4 separate regions of the Homo sapiens genome follow, and regions 1, 2 and 4 are each linked to region 3. A link is a loop called in an ENCODE intact Hi-C map of the cell type or tissue named here. Cell type or tissue: CD4-positive, alpha-beta T cell. All regions are shown on one strand. Links, peaks and the distances in the headings refer to the core of each region. The heading gives the core; the rest is flanking DNA.

Region 1 (4,000 bases), core at 1-4,000, 330 kb before region 3:
TCAGCAGCATCTGATGTGACTGCTTTCTCCTTTCCCAGATGATCTTTCTTTGCTTTGACGAGTCCACCTCGTGCTGGGGTTTTCTCATTCACCAGCCATTCCTCCCAATCTTCTCAGCTGGTTCCTTCTCCGTATCCAGCCTCTAAATAATGGAGTTCCTCAGGCTAGCTTTTTTGGGCTCTCGTCACTCTCCCTACTCTCTCTAGTAGGTTTAACCCAGTCCCATGGCTTTAAATGCTGCATACATGCTGATGGCACCCACTGAGCTCTTTTACCCACTGAGTTCTCACTTGGCCTCTCTGGGCATGTTGTGAACAGAACTCTTGGTTTCCCTTCAAACCTGTTTCTTCTCCAGTCATCTCGACATCAGTAAGTGGCACCATCATCTAGCTATCTGCTTAAAGGTAATTGGATCTATTACTCTCCTTCCTGATCCCATCTACCAGTAAGTTATATATCCAAAATATATCTTCAGTTTATCTTTTTCCTCAGGCATCGAGCCTAGTGCCTGACACATATGAGGCATTTACTAGTCAGTGGTCCAATGAGTGACATCAATAGAAACACCAAGAAAATGTATGTAAAAAAATGTGGGCTTGGGGCCAGGCATGGTGGCTCATGCCTGTAATCCCAGCACTTTGGGAGGCCAAGGCAGGTGGATCATTTGAGGTCAGGAGTTCAAGACCAGCCAGGCCAACATGGCGAAACCCTGTCTCTACTAAAAATACAACAACAACAAAAAAAATTAGCCACGTGTCATGGTGCACGTCTGTAATCCCAGCTACTTGGGAGGCTGAGGGAGGAGAATTGCTTGAACCTGGGAAGCCAGGACGCAGAGGTTCTGGTGAGCCAAGATTACACCACTGCACTCCAGCCTGGGTGACAGAGTGAGACTCCATCTCAAAAAAAAAAAAAAAAAAAAAAAGTAGGCTCTTTAAAAATGGGGAAGTCATGAAAAACAAAGCCTGATGAACTATTCTAGATTAAAAGATTTAAAAAGATGTAACATAACTTTACATAAAGATAGGTAGTACATGATCCTTGATTAGATTCTGGCTTTATCAAATCCAGCTATAGAGGGTATTATAGGGAGATGGGGGGAAAATTGGAATATAAATTGTACATATATATTGTATTGATGATATTATGATTATGTGTTACGATACCTGCAACTCATTTCCAGAGGTTCAGAGGAAGAAAGCATCTATCAGGAGTGGGGGAGGGAGAAAACAAATGCAACAAAATGTTAACAGTTGGTGAGTCTAGATGAAGGGTATATGGGTGTTCGTTGTACTGTTCTGTTGTCTTTGAAGATTTTTTTAAATTAAAAATTGGGAAAAAAATCAACAGTGGAGAAAAATTTAGTGGAGGGAAACTTTAGGGAAATTTTTAATCCCCAAAATGCTGAGGTCCATTTTGAAGCATACTATTAAATGTAACAAAGGCTGAGGATATACAGTGTTGATATATTCAATAGGAAGGAAATAAGAACGAGTAGAAACAAGGCCTTTCTGGAAGTTACCTCTTAAAAAATTGGTGTGAAAGTGGATGGTCAGCTGCCCACCAGAGGGCAGTGCAGGCAGTGATTCCGCGGTCTACAGTAGGCCAGCTGAAAAGCAGGGGTTTTCTTTCCCTCATAACTGGCTCCACATGAGGTCGCTATTCTCTGCACAAAACGTTTTTAGGATTCTTAGACTGTTTGAGAAGAGAGAGAATGCGGGTAGGTATAGTGCTTCCCATTTCTTTCCCTCCACTCTGATCTATTTCCAGATTCTGTGGGTTTTAGCCTTTGGCTCCTCTGATTCATGGATTCTTTGGAAGGATCTAGATATTGGAAGTACAGATCTGCCTTCCTAAGTATGTGTTTCGAAGTCCAATAATGCATTTGCCCATGAGCATGTCAGGATTTATATCTGTTTTTAAAATCACAAACTGCCAAAGTATCATCCCATTGCAATTAATCTTTAGGTTTCGTAGGATTTATTAAAATTCTGTACAACAAACCCCTGTGACATGAGTTTACCTATGTAGCAAACCTTCACATATACCCCCAAACCTAAAATAGAAGTTAAAATTAAAAAATAAAATTCTAGGGAATTTCATTTAGGGATTTTACCTCTTTTAAACCTAGGATGTTCCTCCTTACTGAGTGGTTGACTTAAAAGAGCCATTTTTCTATGTGCTTACCCAGAAAAGCTGGGTTAGTGTAAATGTCTTAGAAAATTACCCAGCACATGAAATGATTACTCTGTGGTACATAGTTGTTCTTTCACCTAACACTTAGCTAATGCCTGAGGCACCATATTGTGCTACTAGACTAGGAAATTAAAATCCACAGAGGTTAAGGAGTTAGCCCCAGTCTCCCGAGGTGCTTATAGTAGGGGGCAGACAAGCCCCAAACAAATTTAGACAAGACTTTCAGAAGTAAGTACTACATTTAGGTAGAAACAAAAGTGCTTTGGGGAGAACAGGTGATGAGTAGGGATTGGTGCAGGTGGACATGGGTGGTTCACTGGCCTTGTCTTGGCTCAGTGCCCAAAGTCCTGCTTAGAGGTTCCTCAAGGCCAAATTCAGAATCAGGACAACACCAGCCTGCTCTGACCATCCCCAGATAAGTCAAATGCCCTTCCTGTGTTCTCATGGCATCTAGTTCATGCCTCTGTTATAGCATGCTATTCATGATTGTCAATTTGCATGCTCTTCTCTCCCGAGGACATAGACTGACTACTAACAGATTGGCGCATTTTCCCATTGTGAGTCCATTCTGGTCCTGAACATGCTTTCCTCCCTTTGGGCTACTCTCTGTTTTCCTCTGGCGTTTGTCTTTTTCCTCAAATACAATGGCATAGTCTCACTGACATCTTACAAAGTGAAGGACAGAAAAGGAACTAACACTTATTGAGTGTCTTTTTTGTGCTGACTGCTGTGGTCACTGTGTTAGGTGCTTTGTGAACGAACATTTTCTCGCTTATTCTTGTGCCTGTAACAAACATACCATCTTCTTCCCTTTTCAGTTCTTTGCAATTGCTATTTCCTCTCCTAGAAGCCATTTTTTAAGTCCTCAAGAAGGGCTCCCTTTTCTGCTAACAAGCACGTATAGTTTACAAACCATTCTTCTTAGGTGAACGCTGTTAGATTGGTTACCCCCTCTCCTCTCAGTGGTGGGTAGGGTGTCAGGGACAGGAATTAGCTGAAGCCTGGCTGAGATTCTTTGACTTCCTTTCTCTTCCTGTTTGCCTGTCTGTCTAACTGCACCCCCAGTACATCGAATCCTGTCACTGGATGTCCCAACTTAGTTTACTAATTTTTATTATAATTGCTTTATTTCTACCTCATTATAACTCATAGTGTCATCTAGACTGTACCTCTCCTAGGAGATGTGGGATTGAATTTCTTGACTAGCTTTCTTCTTGAGGTCAGGCTAACCCATCATTTTTAACAGATTGTTTTGCTCTTCATAACTTATCAGTAAATCAGGCCTTTATAAACTGATGTGTGTGTGTGTGTATATATATATATGTGTGTGTGTGTGTGTATGTGTATATATATATGTATAGGTATATATATACATATATACATACATATATACGTGTATATATATATACATATATACACATATGTATACATACATATACATATATACCTATACATATATACATATATATACATATATATACACATATATACACATATATATACTTAATAGTAAAAATTCCATGTATTTCTACAGATTTAAAGTTAAAACAGTATATCCAAGTGTTCATGTTGTAATATACAGTAAATTCTTACCTTTTAAAGTGTTACCTATTCTTGAAGGTTCAATTCTAGACCCAACTTGTCTGACATTTTTCTCATCTATAGTAAGCCACATTAATCTTTCCTGCGCTGATTTCCTATGGTCTACATGCTTCATTTTGGCCTTTAATATCGAAAGACTTGTTTGTTATTTAGTTGCTTTGTGTATCTACACCTTATATGTCCAATAGTAAATGGCACAATG
Region 2 (5,044 bases), core at 571-4,570, 440 kb before region 3:
CAGAGACGTAACAACAAAAAAAAATTTCAGGCCAATATCCCTGATGAACATCAATGCAAGAATCCTCAATAAAATACTGGCAAACCAAATCCAGCAGCACATCAAAAAACTTATCCACCACGATCAAGTCAGCTTCATCCCTGGGATGCAAGGCTGGTTCAACAAACACAAATCAATAAACGTAATCCATCACATAAACAGAACCAATGACAAAAACCACATGATTATCTTAATAGATGCAGAAAAGGCCTTCAACAAAATTCAACACCCCGTCATGCTAAAAACTCTCAATAAACTAGGTATTGATGGAACATATCTCAAAATAATAAGAGCTATTTATGTCAAACCCACAGCCAATATCATACCAAATGGGCAAAAGCTGGAAGCATTCCCTCTGAAAACCAGCACAAGACAAGGATGCCCTCTCTCACCACTCCTATTCAACATAGTATTAGAAGTTCTGGCCAGGAAAATCAGGCAAGAGAAAGAAATAAATGGTATTCAAATAGGAAGAGAGGAAGCCAAAATTTATCTCTTTGCAGACGACATGATTGTATATTTAGAAGACCCCCATCGTCTCAGCCCAAAATCTCCTTAAGCTGATAAGCAACTTCAGCAAAGTCTCAGTATACAAAATCAGTGTGCAAAAATCGAAAGCATTCCTATACACCAATAATAGACAAACAGAGAGCCAAATCATGAGTGAACTCTCATTCACAATTGCTACAAAAAGAATAAAATACCTAAGAATACAACTTACAAGGGATGTGAAGGACCTCTTCAAGGAGAACTACAAAGCACTGTTCAAGGAAATAAGAGAGGACACAAATGGAAAAACATTCCATGCTCATGGATAGGAAGAATCAATATCATGAAAATGGCCATACTGCCCAAAGTAATTTATAGATTCAATGCTATCCTCATCAAGCTACCATTGACTTTCTTCACAGAATCAGAAAAAACTATCAAATTACACATGGAACCAAAAAAGAGCTCATATAGCCAAGACAATCCTAAGCAATAAGAACAAAGCTGGAGGCTTCATACTTCCTGACTTCAAACTATACTACAAGACTACAGCAGCCAAAACAAAATGGTACTGGTACCAAAACAGATATATAGACCAATGGAAGAAAACAGAGGCCTCAGAAATAACACCACACATCTACAACCAACTGATCTTTGACAAACTGACAAAAACAAGCAATGGGGAAAGGATTCCCTGTTTAATAAACGCTGTTGGGAAAACTGGTGAGCCATATGCAGAAAACTGAAACTGGACCCCTTCCTTACACCTTATACAAAATTAACTCAAGATGAATTAAAGACTTAAACATGAGATCTAAAACCATAAAAATTCTAGAAGAAAACCTAAGCAATACCATTCAGGACATAGGCATGCACAAAGACTTCATGACTAAAACACCAAAAGCAATTGCAACAAAAGCCAAAATTGACAAATGGGATCTAATTAAATTAAAGAGCTTCTGCACAGCAAAAGAAACCATCATCAGAGTTAACAGGCAACCTACAGAATGGGAGAAAATTTTTGCAATCTATGCATCTGACAAAGGGCTAATATCCAGAATCTACAAGAAACTTAAACAGATTTATAAGACAAAAACAACCCCATCAAAAAGTGGGCAAAGGATATGAACAGACACTTCTCAAAAGAAGACATTTATGCGGCCAACAAACATACGAAAAAAAGCTTGTCATTACTGGTCATTAGAGAAATGCAAATCAAAACCACAATAAGATACCATCTCACGCCAGTTAGAATGGTGATTAAAGTCAGGAAACAACAGATGCTGGAGAGGACATGGAGAAGTAGGAACACTTTTACACTGTTGGTGGGAGTGTAAATTAGTTCAACCATTGTGGAAGACAGTGTGGTGATTCCTCAAGGATCTAGAACCAGAAATACCATTTGACCCAGCAATCCCATTACTGGGTATATACCCAAAGGATTATTAATCATTTTACTATAAAGACATATGCACATGTATGTTTATTGTGGCAATATTCACAATACCCAAGACTTGGATCCAACCCAAATGCCCATCGATGATAGACTGGATAAAGAAAATGTGGCATATATACACCATGGAATACTATGCAGCCATAAAAAAGGATGAGTTCATGTCCTTTGCAGTGACATGGATGAAGCTGGAAACCATCATTCTCAGCAAACTAACACAGGAACAGAAAACCAAACACTGCATGTTCTCACTCATAAGTGGGAGTTGAACTATGAGAACACATGGACACAGGGAGGGGAACATCACACACCAGGGCCTGTCATTGGGTAGGGGACTACGGGAAGGATAGCATTAGGAGAAATACCTAATGTAGATGATGGGTTGATGGGTGCAGCAAACCACCATGGCACGTGTATACCTATGTAACAAACCTGCACATTCTGCACATATATCCCAGAACTTAAAGTATAATTTAAAAAAAAGAAAAATAAATAAATAAATAAAATAAAAACGAAAAAAATCTATTTCTATTGGGTATTGCAGTTCAACCTCTGAGCCAACAGGTGGCACTTGCAGATAAGAGCTAGCTGCAGCCAATGCAGATGGGTATATGCTTTGCTTGATCTTTATCGTGGGAAGCTCTCTGTTGCCTTAGGCAATGGGCTGTCAGGTGGAAGGCAGAGTGGTCTCAGTTTCCTGCTCAGCCCTGGAGAAGAGACCAAGCTGAGTGAAGCCTAACTGGGCTGACCCACCTACATGTCTTCCAATGGCAGGCACCAGCACCAGCTCCAAGAGGGGATCTGGGCATAGTTACCAAGTACCCACAGATGTGCCAGGTCATGGAGTGGAGAAATCTGCTGCCCCAAGTTCTCTGCCTGGGAAAAGAGGGGCAGCCCAAACTCCTCATCCTCATCCTAGGGCAGCCTAAGCTCCTCATTTGGAGGACCTAGAAGAGTGGATGCTCCAAATGCCTGGAGATGTGTCCTGGCATGGAGTGGAAAGGATGCTGCTGCACCAAGATGTTTGCACCTGAAGGGAGGGGTAGCTCAGGCTCCTAATTCAGGCTAGCAGGTGTGCCTAATGCCTAGAAATATGACAGGCATGAAGTGAAGAGAGTGCCACTGCAATGAAATCTGTGAACAGGAAGGGAGGGGTGGCTAAGGCTTCTAAACAAAGTGACTGGGTTTTATACCACATCTTCTTTATCCAGTCCTCCATGGATGGACACTTAGGTTGATTCCATATCATTGCTATTAATAGAGCTGCGATAAATATATGAGTGCAGGTATCTTTTTGATATAGTGATTTCTTTTCCTTTGGGTAGATACCCAGTAGTGGGATTGCTGGATCGTACTGTAGTTCTATTTTTAGTTCTTCATTCAACCTTTTTTTGAAATAAAATTTAATGGCTTTATAGTATTTTATCAAACAAATAAACCTTAATTTGTTTAATCACCCCTTACTGTTAAATATTTATGTCATTTGTAATTTTATTATAACACTGTGAAGAAAATCTATATAGAAAATCTTTATTTTACTAACATTGTGTTTTTTTTTACAACATCTGTAAATCTTTGTCCAAATATTATATATTTCTTCAGATTAGATTCCTCACATGACTTCAGGTCAAAGGGAATGAAAGAGTAAACATTTTAAAGTCTTTTCATACACATTGCCACATTGCTGCCAAAAGCATCTGTATCAATTTTCATACTTCCTAACAGTGTTTGAAAGTGACTCTATCAGTACAGCCTCACTATTACCAATTGTCAAAAACTTTGCCAATTAGATGAGAAATTGTATCTCATTGTTTTAATTTTTATTGAAACAAACGTTAAAAATTTTCTTTAAAAATTTTTTTTTGCCGGGCGCGGTGGCTCATGCCTGTAATCCCAGCACTTTGGGAGGCCGAGGCGGGCAGATCACGAGGTCAGGAGATCGAGACCATCCTGGCTAACATGGTGAAACCCCATCTCTACTAAAAATACAAAAAAATTAGCCAGGTGTGGTGGCGGGCGCCTGTAGCCCCAGCTACTCGGGAGGCTAAGGCAGGAGAATGGTGTGAACCTGGGAGGCGGAGCTTGCAGTGAGCCGAGATGGCGCCACTGCATTCCAGCCTGGGGGACAGAGAGAGACACCGTCTCAAAAAAAATTTTTTTTTATTGCAACCTCAATTCTTGCCTGCTTCGAAGAAATAATTCAACTGGGGGGCATAAGGCAGAAGAAGAGACAGAGGCAAGTTTCAGGGCAGAAGTGGAAGTTTATTAAAAAGCTTTAGAAGGGTAAGGAAAGAAAGGAAAGGAAAGAAAAAAAGGAAAGTACAACTTGGAAGAGGGCCAAGTGGGCAACTTGAGAAACCCAGTGCCTAAACATTTTCAATGAACCATTTGTATTTCTTCTTTGATAAAATCTGCTCACATCCCTTGCTTGCTTTTTGATCACATATTAGATTCTCTACAGCTTTCTAAGAAATTAATGTTATATTTATTATAAATACTTTCCCCAGCTTGTCCTTTGTCTTAAATTTTTGATTTGTGTAATTTATATATATATTTTAAATTATACTTTAAGTTCTAGGGTACATGTGCACAACCTGCAGGTTTGTTACATATGTACACACGTGCCATGCTGGTGTGCTGCACCCATTAACTCGTCATTTACATTAGGTATATCTCCTAATGCTATCCCTCCCCCCTCCCCCCACCCCACAACAGTCCCCGGTGTGTGATGTTCCCCTTCCTGTGTCCATGTGTTCTCATTGTTCAATTCCCACCTATGAGTGAGAACATGCGGTGTTTGGTTTTTTGTCCTTGCAATAGTTTGCTAAGAATGATGGTTTCCAGCTTCATCCATGTCCCTATAAAGGACACGAACTCATCATTTTTTATGGCTGCATAGTATTCCATGGTGTATATGTGCCACATTTTCTTAATCCAGTCTATCATTGTTGGACATTTGGGTTGGTTCTAAGTCTTTGCTATTGTGAATAGTGCCGCAATAAATCTACGTGTGCATGTGTCTTTATAGCAGCATGATTTATAATCCTCTGGGTATACACCCAG
Region 3 (5,044 bases), core at 571-4,570:
TGTGTTTGAAAAGAATGAAGAAGAGCCGGCGAGGGAGTCAGCGTCTTCACCTAAAGGTCTTGGCAGGCCACTGGACAACAGTAAATGGGTCTGAAAAATAACATCATATACAGCTGGAGAGGGAATGTCCAGGAGAGCCCAGAGTTTGAAATACAGGCTATCAGACATGCGGGCACTGGAGCCTGGGTCAGAAGTGTCTGGGTCCACACAGGCTGCAGCTGGCAAAGGGGTGGCATGAAGAGGGGGAGCCTCTGTGTAGTGTTAGCTGGGAGAGTCCTGCGCCATCCTCAGAGTCACCAGGAGACTCCATTCCCAGGAGGCAGACACTGAAACGTCTTTCTCTTAGCAAGGAGGCAGCTGTCACACCTTCTTCTGAGAGAGCCACACTCAAAGCTGGAACACTATGGACTGTGCTTCTCTTTCAGACCCATGGGTCCGGTAAAAGTTGGCAACAAAGGAGTTGCTGAGACCTGGATATGGGGATGATGAAAACATGCTTTGTGAACTGCAATGCACTATACAAATGTTGGGGGTTTTTTAAAGGAAATTAGCATCAACATGAACTACAGTGTGAGCAGGCATCTACGGTTCCCAGGCTCTTAGTAGCTAGAGCTGGTTGCCTCACTCTGACTCTCCTCACTGAAAATTAACCAGTTCATTTATTTCTTCCTTTACTCGGTGCATTGGAGTCACACTTACTGAGCACCTACTATGTGCTAGGCACTGGGCCTACTAAAATGAAGAAATGGATGATACCCTCAAGAAATTCACAGCTTGGTAAAAATGTTCCAAAGGTACCAGTCATGCCAAATGCATGGAAAAGGGTATGAAAGGAAACAAACCAGAAGTGGCTTTCTCTGGGGAGGAGGGAAGGAGGGGGTACTATTGACTTCTTTACCAATAAAAGACTCAGCTATAGCACCCGTGTGTACCCCTGGGTTTCAATAGATGACTCCGATGTGAGTGGGTGTTTTACATGCAACCAGATGAAAATGGCTTTGATTTTTGATTTTGGAATAAACTGCTTTTTCGATTAGTCAGAAGTTCTATGAAATGTTCCCAGCTGGCTCCTGGGTAAATGTCCCAAGCCTGCAGACTACATGAGCTCCAGACAACATTTAATTATTTCCTATTTCACACTGCCCATGCAGAGAATGAATTTTGCTTCACGTGCACGGAGCTACTTGGGCTCATTTTCCTGCTGTTTTCAACTTCCCATTGACCCAAATCCCTCTCTGGCCCTAGGGATTGAGACTTTGTGTTCCAGTTACATAAATTCTAGGCCTCAGAATAGCCACGCATGCTGGCAGCTCTTTACCCTGTCGCCTGGGCCCTCACATCCTGCCGTGGTATCCTTTCAGATGACCACAGCTCTCTTCCGCCCTCCTGGGTGGGCAGGGCCAGAAGGGCCAGGAAATAGCCCCAAATGGGAGGACTAAACCCCCTAGCCAAGCACCCTGACCACAGTGCCCACTCCTCATTACAGGACACAGGGGAAGAAGGCTTCCTAAGTGTCCTCCAAGAAGTTTTAAACATAGCAAAAACCAGTTACAAATTAATGGTGGAATTAGGCTGGGGTGCAGGCTCACACCTGTTATTCCAACACTGCGGGAGGTCGAGGTGGAAGGATCACTTGAGCCTAGAAGTTGGAGGTCAGCTTGTGCAACACAGCAAGACTCTGTGTCTAAAAAAGAAAAAAAAATTAGGTGTGGTGGTGGCCTGGGTCTACAGTCCCAGCTACTCAGGAGGCTGAGGCATGAGGTCCGTTTGAGCCCAGGAGTTCAAGGTTACAATGATTGCACCACTGCACTCCAGCCTGGGCAGCAGACCGAGGCCCTGTCTCAAAAAAATAAAATAAAAAATAACCATTAATGGTGGAATTAAAATAGAATATATTGGTTCTCAAAATATGTCCCCAAACCTGCAGCATCAGTATCACTTGAGAACACCGTAGAAATGCACATTCTTAGGCCTTACACCAGACTTACTGAATCAGAAACTCGGGGAGTGGAGCTCAGCAATCTCAGTTTTATCAAGCTCTCTGGTGATTCTGATGCATGCTAAAGTTTGAACAACTCTCGTGTAATTACTTGAAGCTAAGATGAGAAATGATTGATTTCTGTTGGAAAAAAAAAAAAACTTGTAGAAACTGCCCAGATTGACTGCCTCCCTCAGAGGAGTGTCTGTTGGCTATGCACAATGGCTCACACCTGTAATCCCAGCACTTTGGGAGGCCGAGGTGGGTGGATCACTTGAGCCCAGGAGTTTGAGACCAGCCTGAGCAACATGGTGAAACCCTGTCTCTACAAAACATTTTAAAAATTAGCCAGGCATGGTGGCACATGCCTGTAGTCCCAGCTATTTGGGAGGCTGAGGCGGGAGGATCACTTGAGCCCAGGAGGCTGCAGTGAGCTGTGATTATGCCACTGCACTCCAGCTGGGTGACAGAGATCCTGTCTAAAAAAAAAAAAAAAACAAAATACCCAAAGTATTTGTAAGTGGCGATTCCTCAGACTTTAAATTCTACACATGAACTAAGTTTTTTGAGGACATGAGAAAAAAATTGCATTCCTTTGCTAGGGACACACACACACACACACACAAAGACAAAAACACACACACACACACAAAGACTGGGCGGCTTAAACAAAAATGTATTTTCTCACTCTTCCGGAGGCCAGAAGTCCAACATCAATTTCCTCTTCAGGGTTGGTGTCTTCTGAGGTTTCTCCTTGGCTTGCAGAGGGCGCCCTCTTGTGGCCTCTGCATGCGGTCATCCCTCTCTGCAAGAGGCCCTAATAGCTCCTTGCAGGTTCAATTTCCTCTTCTTATAAGAACAGCAGGCAGATTGGATTAGGGCTCACCCTAATGGTCTCTTTAAAATTAATCGCCTCTTTAGAAATCCAGTCTCTAAATACAGTCACATTCTAAGGTGTTATGGGTTAGGGCTTCAACATGAGTTTTGGGGAAGCACACTGCCACCCATACAAGGAGTCTTCTCAAAATGGACGGTGTGTCAGCATCCACCAGTCCTCTCTGAAACCCTTTCCTTCGGTGTGTGGGACCAAGGTGAGGCACACTGGACCCTCTCTTTACTTCCCCTCAGCTCCCTCATAACCTCACACCGCTCTCCAAGAGGCAGCTGATTCTGTGGACCCAACTGCCTCTCCGAAGAGCAGCTGCGCCCTTGGTAAAGGAGAAAGTAGAAAAGGAAAAGGAGAAGCTCAGGTGAGAGCATTCATGAGACCAGCAGGGAGAAGGGGCAGCAGAGAGGGGGCCGCCTGCCTCTGTCTCTGCGCGCGGTGTCAGAGCCCCGGCACCGGGAAGTGGTCGACTGGGGGGTTGGTAAAAAGAATTTACCGACAACAGTACAGCTTTGAAAAAGGAACGTTTATTAGAAAGGAAGAACGCTACAAAAGGGTGCAGTGGGGCACCTCAGCGAGAGGACTGAGCGCACCCTGGTGGATTTTCCTTACCAGCATTTATGAACCTTTTAAGGTGGGAGTTGAGGGTTGTAAAATGAGTTTCAGCACGGCATTCCGGAGATGTATAGAAATTTTAGCTGCTTATAAAAGTTGAAAGAGGATTGGAACCTCTGAAAGTTTAAAGATGCCAACTTTACTTATTTTATTTATTTTTTTGAGACGGAGTTTCGCTCTGTCGCCCAGGCTGGAGTGCAGTGGCGAGATCTCAGCTCACTGCAACCTCTGCCTCCCGGGTTCAAGCGATTCTCCTGCCGCAGCCTCCCAAGTAGCTGGGATCACAGGCGCGTGCCACCATGCCCAGCTAATTTTTGTATTTTTAGCAAATACGGGGTTTCACCATGCTGGCCAGGCTGGTCTCGAACCCCTGACCTCAAGTGATCCGCTCGCCTCGGCCTCCCAAAATGCTGGGATTACAGGCGTGAGCCACTGCACCTCAGCTTAAAGGTGACAACTTTAGATACTAGAGAAGTTTGATTACTTCTAAATTCCCCAGATAAGGAGTTTTGCCTCCAGATGGCCTGTTTGGTGGTCACCAGGTGGTCTTTGCTCCTTTCTGAATTGTTCAGATAATTAGTTTTTATCTCCGGGGCCTGCTCAGTGGTCACCAGGTGATTTTCGCTCTCCTCAGTCTCCAGAATTGAGACAGGCAGGGAACCATCTTAGGGGCCTGCTGGGCTCCCCCAACCACTGTCCCCTGCCCAGCATGGAAAAATTTTGAGTCCCTTCAAGGGAAATTCCAGGCACCCAACTAGCCCTACGGCCAGCAATTAGAGAATTGAATAAATAACCCCCTAAGTGAGAAGATCATAATAACTTTTGCAATAGCCACCCAAATAAGTCAGAGTCACAAGATGTTTGTTTCCCTACAGAAACTAAAGATAACATCTTGACATATGTCCTTGAGTTGTTTTTAAGAAACCAGGACTCCCACCTGATGGAAAATGCCAGCTGTCTTCACAGTGATCTCAGACAGACTGAAGCCAAGAAGTAGATTTTAAAAGTTCCAGAAATTCTCTCACTTTGGAGACGATCCCCAACACACCACACCCTGCCACCTTTAAAAACCCCTGCTTGGAAGCCATCAGGGAGTTTGGGTCTTAAGCGTTAGCTGCTCATTCTCCTTGGCTCTGCTCAGTGCAATAAATGTCTCACTTTCTCTCACTGCAAATCCTGGTGTCAGTATTTGGCTTTTTCTGTGCATTAGGCAAGCAGACACAAGTTTGGTTTGGTAACAGAACTAGAGTTGAAGTAACCTCTCAACCCCACCCAATTTAAAAGGCTAAGCAGGGTGCAAGTTTGGAGCCAAATCAAGGCTAAACCACTTGGGAGCTGTGTGGTTATGGATCAGCCACTTACCTTCTTCATGCTTCTGTTCATTCATTTGTTCTACAAAATAAGCATAGGCTTTCAGACACCACCCTAGATCTTAATTACATGTAGGTAAAATGGGAATAATAAACCCAATTTTCTGAGTTGTTAGGAACATTCGACATAAACACCTAGGACAATGTCTAACCTATTAGTGATTGGTTGGGGACTTGGTCTGTGTTTGTCCACTT
Region 4 (5,044 bases), core at 451-4,450, 510 kb before region 3:
GGAGCTAGACAGTTCTAAGGTTTTTACAATATTACATTGAATAATATTGACCCTAAGTAGAATGTGAAAAGCCAAGGATGTGTTTGTAATTCTAGCATAACTACTAAAAAACGAAGCATAGAGTTATACTTAAAAAGGCAATAGATTTTCTTCTAGGGTTTTTATGGTTTCAGGTCTTACATTTAAATCTTTAATCCATTTTGATTTTTGTATATGGTAAAAGAAAGGGGTCCAGGTTCATTCTTCTGCATATGGATAACCAGTTATCCCAGCACCATTTATTTACTAGGGAGTCATTTCCCCATTGCTTGTTATTGTCGACCTTGTCGAAGATCAGATGATTGTAGGTGTGCAGCTTTATTTCTGAGTTCCATTGCTCTATGTATCTGTTTTTGTACCAGTACCATGCTGTTTTGGTTCTGGACAAATATTTTATGACAAAGTCTCCAAAAGCAATTGCAACAGAAACAAAAATTGACAAGTGGGACCTAATTAAACTAAAGAGCTTTTTCACGCAAAAGAAACTATCAACAGAAGAAACAGTCAACCAACAGAATGGGAGAAAATATTTGCAAACTATGCGTACAACATAAGTCTAATATCCAGAATCTATAAGGAACTTAAACAAATCAACAAGCCCAAAACAACAACCCCATTAAAAAATGGGCACAAGACATAAACAGACACTTAAAAGAAAACATAGACACAGCCAACGAGCATATGAAAAAATGCTCAATGTCACTACTCATTAGAGAAATGCAAATCGAAAACACAGTGGTGTCTTATCTCATGCCAGTCAGAATGACTATTATTGAAAAGTCAGAAAATAACAGATGTTAGTGAGGTTATGAAGAAAAGGAAATGTTGGTGGGAATGTAAATTAGTTCAGCCACTGTGAAAAGCAGTTTGGAGATTTATCAAAGCACTTAGAACTACCATTTAACTCAGCAATCCCATTAATGGGTATACACCCAAAGGAATAGAAATCGTTCTACTAAAAAGTCACATGCACACATGCAGTGCACTACTCACAATAGCAAAGACATGCAATCAACCTAGATGCCCATTAATGGTGGACTGGATAAAGAAAATGTGGTACATATATACCATGGAATACCATGCAGCCATAAAAAAGAATGAATTCATATCTTTTGCAGCAACATGGATGGAGCTGGAGTCCATTATCCCAAGCAAGTTAACACAGGAACAGAAAACCAACTACTGCATGTTCTCATAAGTGGGAGCTAAACTTTGAGTGCACATGGACACAAAGAGGAGAACAAAAGACACTGGGGCCTACTTGAGGGTAGAGGGTAGGAGGAGAGTGAGGGTCAAAACACTACCTATTGAGTACTATGCTCACTACCTGGGTGACAAAATTATTTGTACACCAAACCCCGGCAACATGCAATTTACCCACGTAACAAACCTGCACATGTACCCTCTGAACCTAAAATACAAATTGAAAAAGAAAAAATAAAATAAAAATTTTACACACTTTTCAAAAGAAAAAAAGGCAATAGATAATTAAAATGAATTTCTAAAATATATTCAAATAATCCAAGGAAGGCCGGAAAAGGGGAACAGAGAAACAGAAAACAGAGGGGACAAGCAGAAAGCAAATAAATTCATAGTCTCAGAGAGACAGGACTAGATTTGGGGTAAGCTGTGTTACAACTGTCTACTGGTAGGGGAAGACAGGGGAAGCTACATCTGGACAGAAGCTTGTGCCAGGAGAGCGATGGATTTTTTTATGATTAGAGAAGTGACGGAAGAGGAAAGCATGAAGAAATGGAAGAAGAAGTAAAAGACCTGTCAGAGTTCTCAGGGCTTCCTGACACAGGTGCTCATTATCTAGATCCCAAATTTCTTTATTATGCTGTGGTGTGACTGACACTGCCTGTGGAGCAGCTATTGTGAACTACTTGGTTTTCAGTGCTTTGAATCTGTCTCCAACCCGTATACCCATGCACACTTTTGCTTGCTGTTTCAACCTGAAGAGCCCTCTGTGTATCAACCTTTGGGTCTAAACACTCTGTCTTCTCCCTAGAGGATCCTGGAGATGGTTTTGGCTTGGTACTTGGTCCAGACCCTTGTTTCAACCTCATGTGGACCCTGACTTGGGCCTTCCCTCAGTACCTATGAACAATGTGTCTCTATTACTCTTCTCCGAGGCGTAGTCTGACACTGTGCTCACTTGCTCCCCGGGCTTCCTGTCCTGGCCCTCCCTTGCTTTCACCTCCCAGTGGCTACCCAACACCTAATGGAGACCCAGAGACGGAGCCAGGGGACAGGAAGAGAGGGAGGATTACAAGCAAGGCCAGGGGCTGCCTTACAGTCACATTCTGAGACTACAGGTCCACAAGATGGCGACATTTCCCTATGAAATTAATGCAAGTAATGACTGGGATATTGAAGTGATTTCTAATGTTGGAAATGTCCCATTCAGTGCTAAAAAGACAGTAAAGACAATGATTTTGTTTAGGGCAAGAAGACAAACCTGGGAAGGGCTTTCTCCGCCAGGGATTCCCCAGTTAGTCTGAAAAAGGCAAGTCACAGAACTGCATATTCTGCATAAGAAGGCAAATGTGAGAAACCCCCCTGGATCTGTTCATGGAAGTGAGCTCCAGTATAGATGTGGAGTCGGGATGGATGCCACTTAGGGTGGCACACTGACCAATAGTAACAAGCACACTAACTCATCCCTGAGATGCTATATTTTGTCTACTTTATTGTCTGAGTCAGTAGCAGGACATATAAAATTTCCATCAAAGGAGTTGGAAAAAAAAAACCCCACATACAGTTTTAATTTTTTATTCATCAAACATCTCAGGAGTTGTGCTGCGAGTTTGTTTGTATCAGTTTTGTGGGATACACAGACAGTTTTACAAACATGAAGTCTCAGGAGAGCTGACTTACAAAATCCTATTTAACCTCTACATAGAATATTGAATTTCCGAATGAAAAATCAGAAGAAATCACACCATTCTAATGTTAACAAATGAAAAAATTATAAAGAACATTTAAAGTTTATCCTGAAAATTAATTCTTAAGAAAAGAAGATTTAACTGAAGAGTAGCAAAGGGAAATTAAATTATTATTAATTAGGGAAACTAAATGTATTAATTTTTCCCATTTTACAATAAAAAGCCCTAGGTTTACAGAGGCTAAGTGACTTACTCAATGTTATACAACCTCAGCGAAACAACTGAAGTTGAATGTCACATGTGTCAGCACTCCACCAGGCACTGGAGAGCAGTGAACAAAGTCAGTGAGAACTGGAGAAGGGATACTGCGTAGGTGTGTTTAACTGCAAAGCCTGGACTCCTTCACTGCTGAAACATTTGAAGTGATTCAGAAGGGGACCACTAGGGACTCCCAAGGGCTTAAAGTAGTTAACTGTACTTAATTCCAGGTTAGGACATCTTTTTGATCCTAAACATTAGCATGACACCTTAAACAGAGCAAACTTTCAGAACATGTTTGATGAGAGAAATGAGCATTATAATGAGGCTACGATTTCTGTAAGTTTTGCTCATGGCTGATTTGCCAGTATTTGAAACAGTGTCAGACACAAAGCTCAATTAATGTTTGCTGATGGACTGAATGAATAAATGAATGAAAATCGAGGCAAATAATTAAGAGGAGGGTTCTTATTCTTACATGGTGCCATAATTTTCTCAGTCCAATGGTTTTTTCTTATCTACTTTTGGTTGTGAATATTTTGTTTTGACAAAGCAACAATTACTTTGGCCCCGCTTCTGCAATGCTTTGTGCCTGCAGTTGCAGTTGCAGTTGCACTGTACAATATCAGCAGTCCTCTGTACGGAAGTCCAGCATATTCACACCAGGGTGACATGTGGTTGCACTTGTAGCAAGTTGTATTTTCTGATATTCCTCTTTTTCTCTTCTCCTTGTTTGGCTGGACATTTTTATACAGATGGAAATCAGGTTACAAGAGGGTCAGCCTTGAAAAGCTGTTACAAGAGTGTCTTAAGCCAGAAGGCAAAGGCTGGGTGTGATGGCTCATGCCTGTAATCCTAGCACTTTGAGAGGCTGAGGTGGGAGGATCCCTTGAGCCCAGGAGTTCGAGGTTGCAGTGAGCTATGATTGTGCCACTGTACCCTGCCCTGGGCAACAGAGTGAGACCCTGTTTTGAAAAAAAAAACAAAACTACTTACCTCCCTCCTTTTTTTATCTCTCTCTAATATAAGTTCAGCCCTTCTTTTAGCAATCGTATCAACCTGTTAAAGAAAGAGACATTAAAAAATTGTAATGGAGAATGATAAAAGTGGCTTTCTCTGTATTCATATATTTTTATATAAAGTAGGAATAACGTTTGGGCAGAAGCACAGTGAACTTTGCAGGAAAGGATGTGATGGCGGTAATCATGTTGCTTGGCTTGCATCCTTGTACCTCTGAACCTCTTGATCAGCTATTTTCTTCCAGAGGGATAAACAGCACTTGGGGTCAGTTACTCTTTCCACAAAGTTTAGAACTCCTTTTCAAAATTTATCGCTCATTTGTTTGTTTGGTTTTGGTGGCAGGAAATAGGGAAATACGTGGAGGCAATTCACTGAAAATGGTAAGCTTTTAACACACTATTAAATAGCCTACCATAGCGATCCCCAACCATTTTGGCATGAGGGACTGGTTTCACAGAAGACAATTTTCCATGGACCGAAGATGGGGATTGTTTTGGGATGACTCAAGCTCATGACATTTATTGTGCACTTTATTTCTATTATTATTACATTGTAATATCCAAAGAAATAATTTTACAACTCACCATAATGTAGAATCAGTGGGGGCCCTAAACTTGTTTTCCTGCAACTACATGGTCCCATCTGGAGGTGATGGGAGATAGTGACAGATCATCAGGCATTAGATTCTCATGAGTGTGCAACCTAGATCCCTTGCATGCACAATTAACAATACGGTTTGTGCTCCTATAAGAATCTAATGTGCTGCTGATCTGACCAGAGGCAGAGCTCAGGTAGTAATGTGAGTGATGGGGAGCGGCTGTAAATACAGATGAAGCTTC

What was found. Hi-C counts contacts between places; a loop is a spot of excess contacts. Peaks named below come from ENCODE experiments on the same cell type or tissue, not always from the same donor. Only the 100,000 strongest peaks of a DNase experiment are listed, where the experiment ranks them.
Region 1: a loop joins it to region 3, with 11 times the contacts of the local background. A loop is called at or near these places in 103 of 110 quality-filtered maps.
Region 2: a loop joins it to region 3, with 7 times the contacts of the local background. A loop is called at or near these places in 15 of 110 quality-filtered maps.
Region 4: a loop joins it to region 3, with 8 times the contacts of the local background. A loop is called at or near these places in 78 of 110 quality-filtered maps.

The regions. Positions count from the first base shown.
Region 1 is chr6:109,703,774-109,707,773 of GRCh38, forward strand. The region is part of intron 1 of FIG4 (FIG4 phosphoinositide 5-phosphatase); the gene reads left to right. Among named protein-coding and RNA genes, the nearest start is that of FIG4, 14 kb to the left of the region's middle. In CD4-positive, alpha-beta T cell, for the core only: a CTCF peak has its summit at 1,575 (motif pointing right); a DNase peak (open chromatin) is centred at 1,608.
Region 2 is chr6:109,593,547-109,598,590 of GRCh38, forward strand. All of the region lies in intron 17 of AK9 (adenylate kinase 9), which reads right to left. Among named protein-coding and RNA genes, the nearest start is that of AK9, 95 kb to the right of the region's middle. In CD4-positive, alpha-beta T cell, for the core only: a CTCF peak has its summit at 2,562 (motif pointing right); a DNase peak (open chromatin) is centred at 2,575.
Region 3 is chr6:110,036,856-110,041,899 of GRCh38, forward strand. It overlaps LOC107986631 (a long non-coding RNA gene), which reads right to left and starts at 3,389. Exons shown (of 3, transcript XR_007059702.1): 1 at 2,667-3,389; 2 at 1,592-1,684; 3 at 1-470. RefSeq lists an enhancer at 2,808-3,047. In CD4-positive, alpha-beta T cell, for the core only: CTCF peaks have their summits at 2,766 (motif pointing left), 2,965 and 3,189; DNase peaks (open chromatin) are centred at 2,756 and 3,436; H3K4me3 peaks cover 862 bases; H3K27ac peaks cover 661 bases.
Region 4 is chr6:109,524,830-109,529,873 of GRCh38, forward strand. AK9 (adenylate kinase 9) reads right to left here. Exons shown (of 41, transcript NM_001145128.3): 29 at 4,182-4,244. Among named protein-coding and RNA genes, the nearest start is that of ZBTB24-DT, 44 kb to the left of the region's middle. In CD4-positive, alpha-beta T cell, for the core only: a CTCF peak has its summit at 2,359 (motif pointing right); a DNase peak (open chromatin) is centred at 2,352.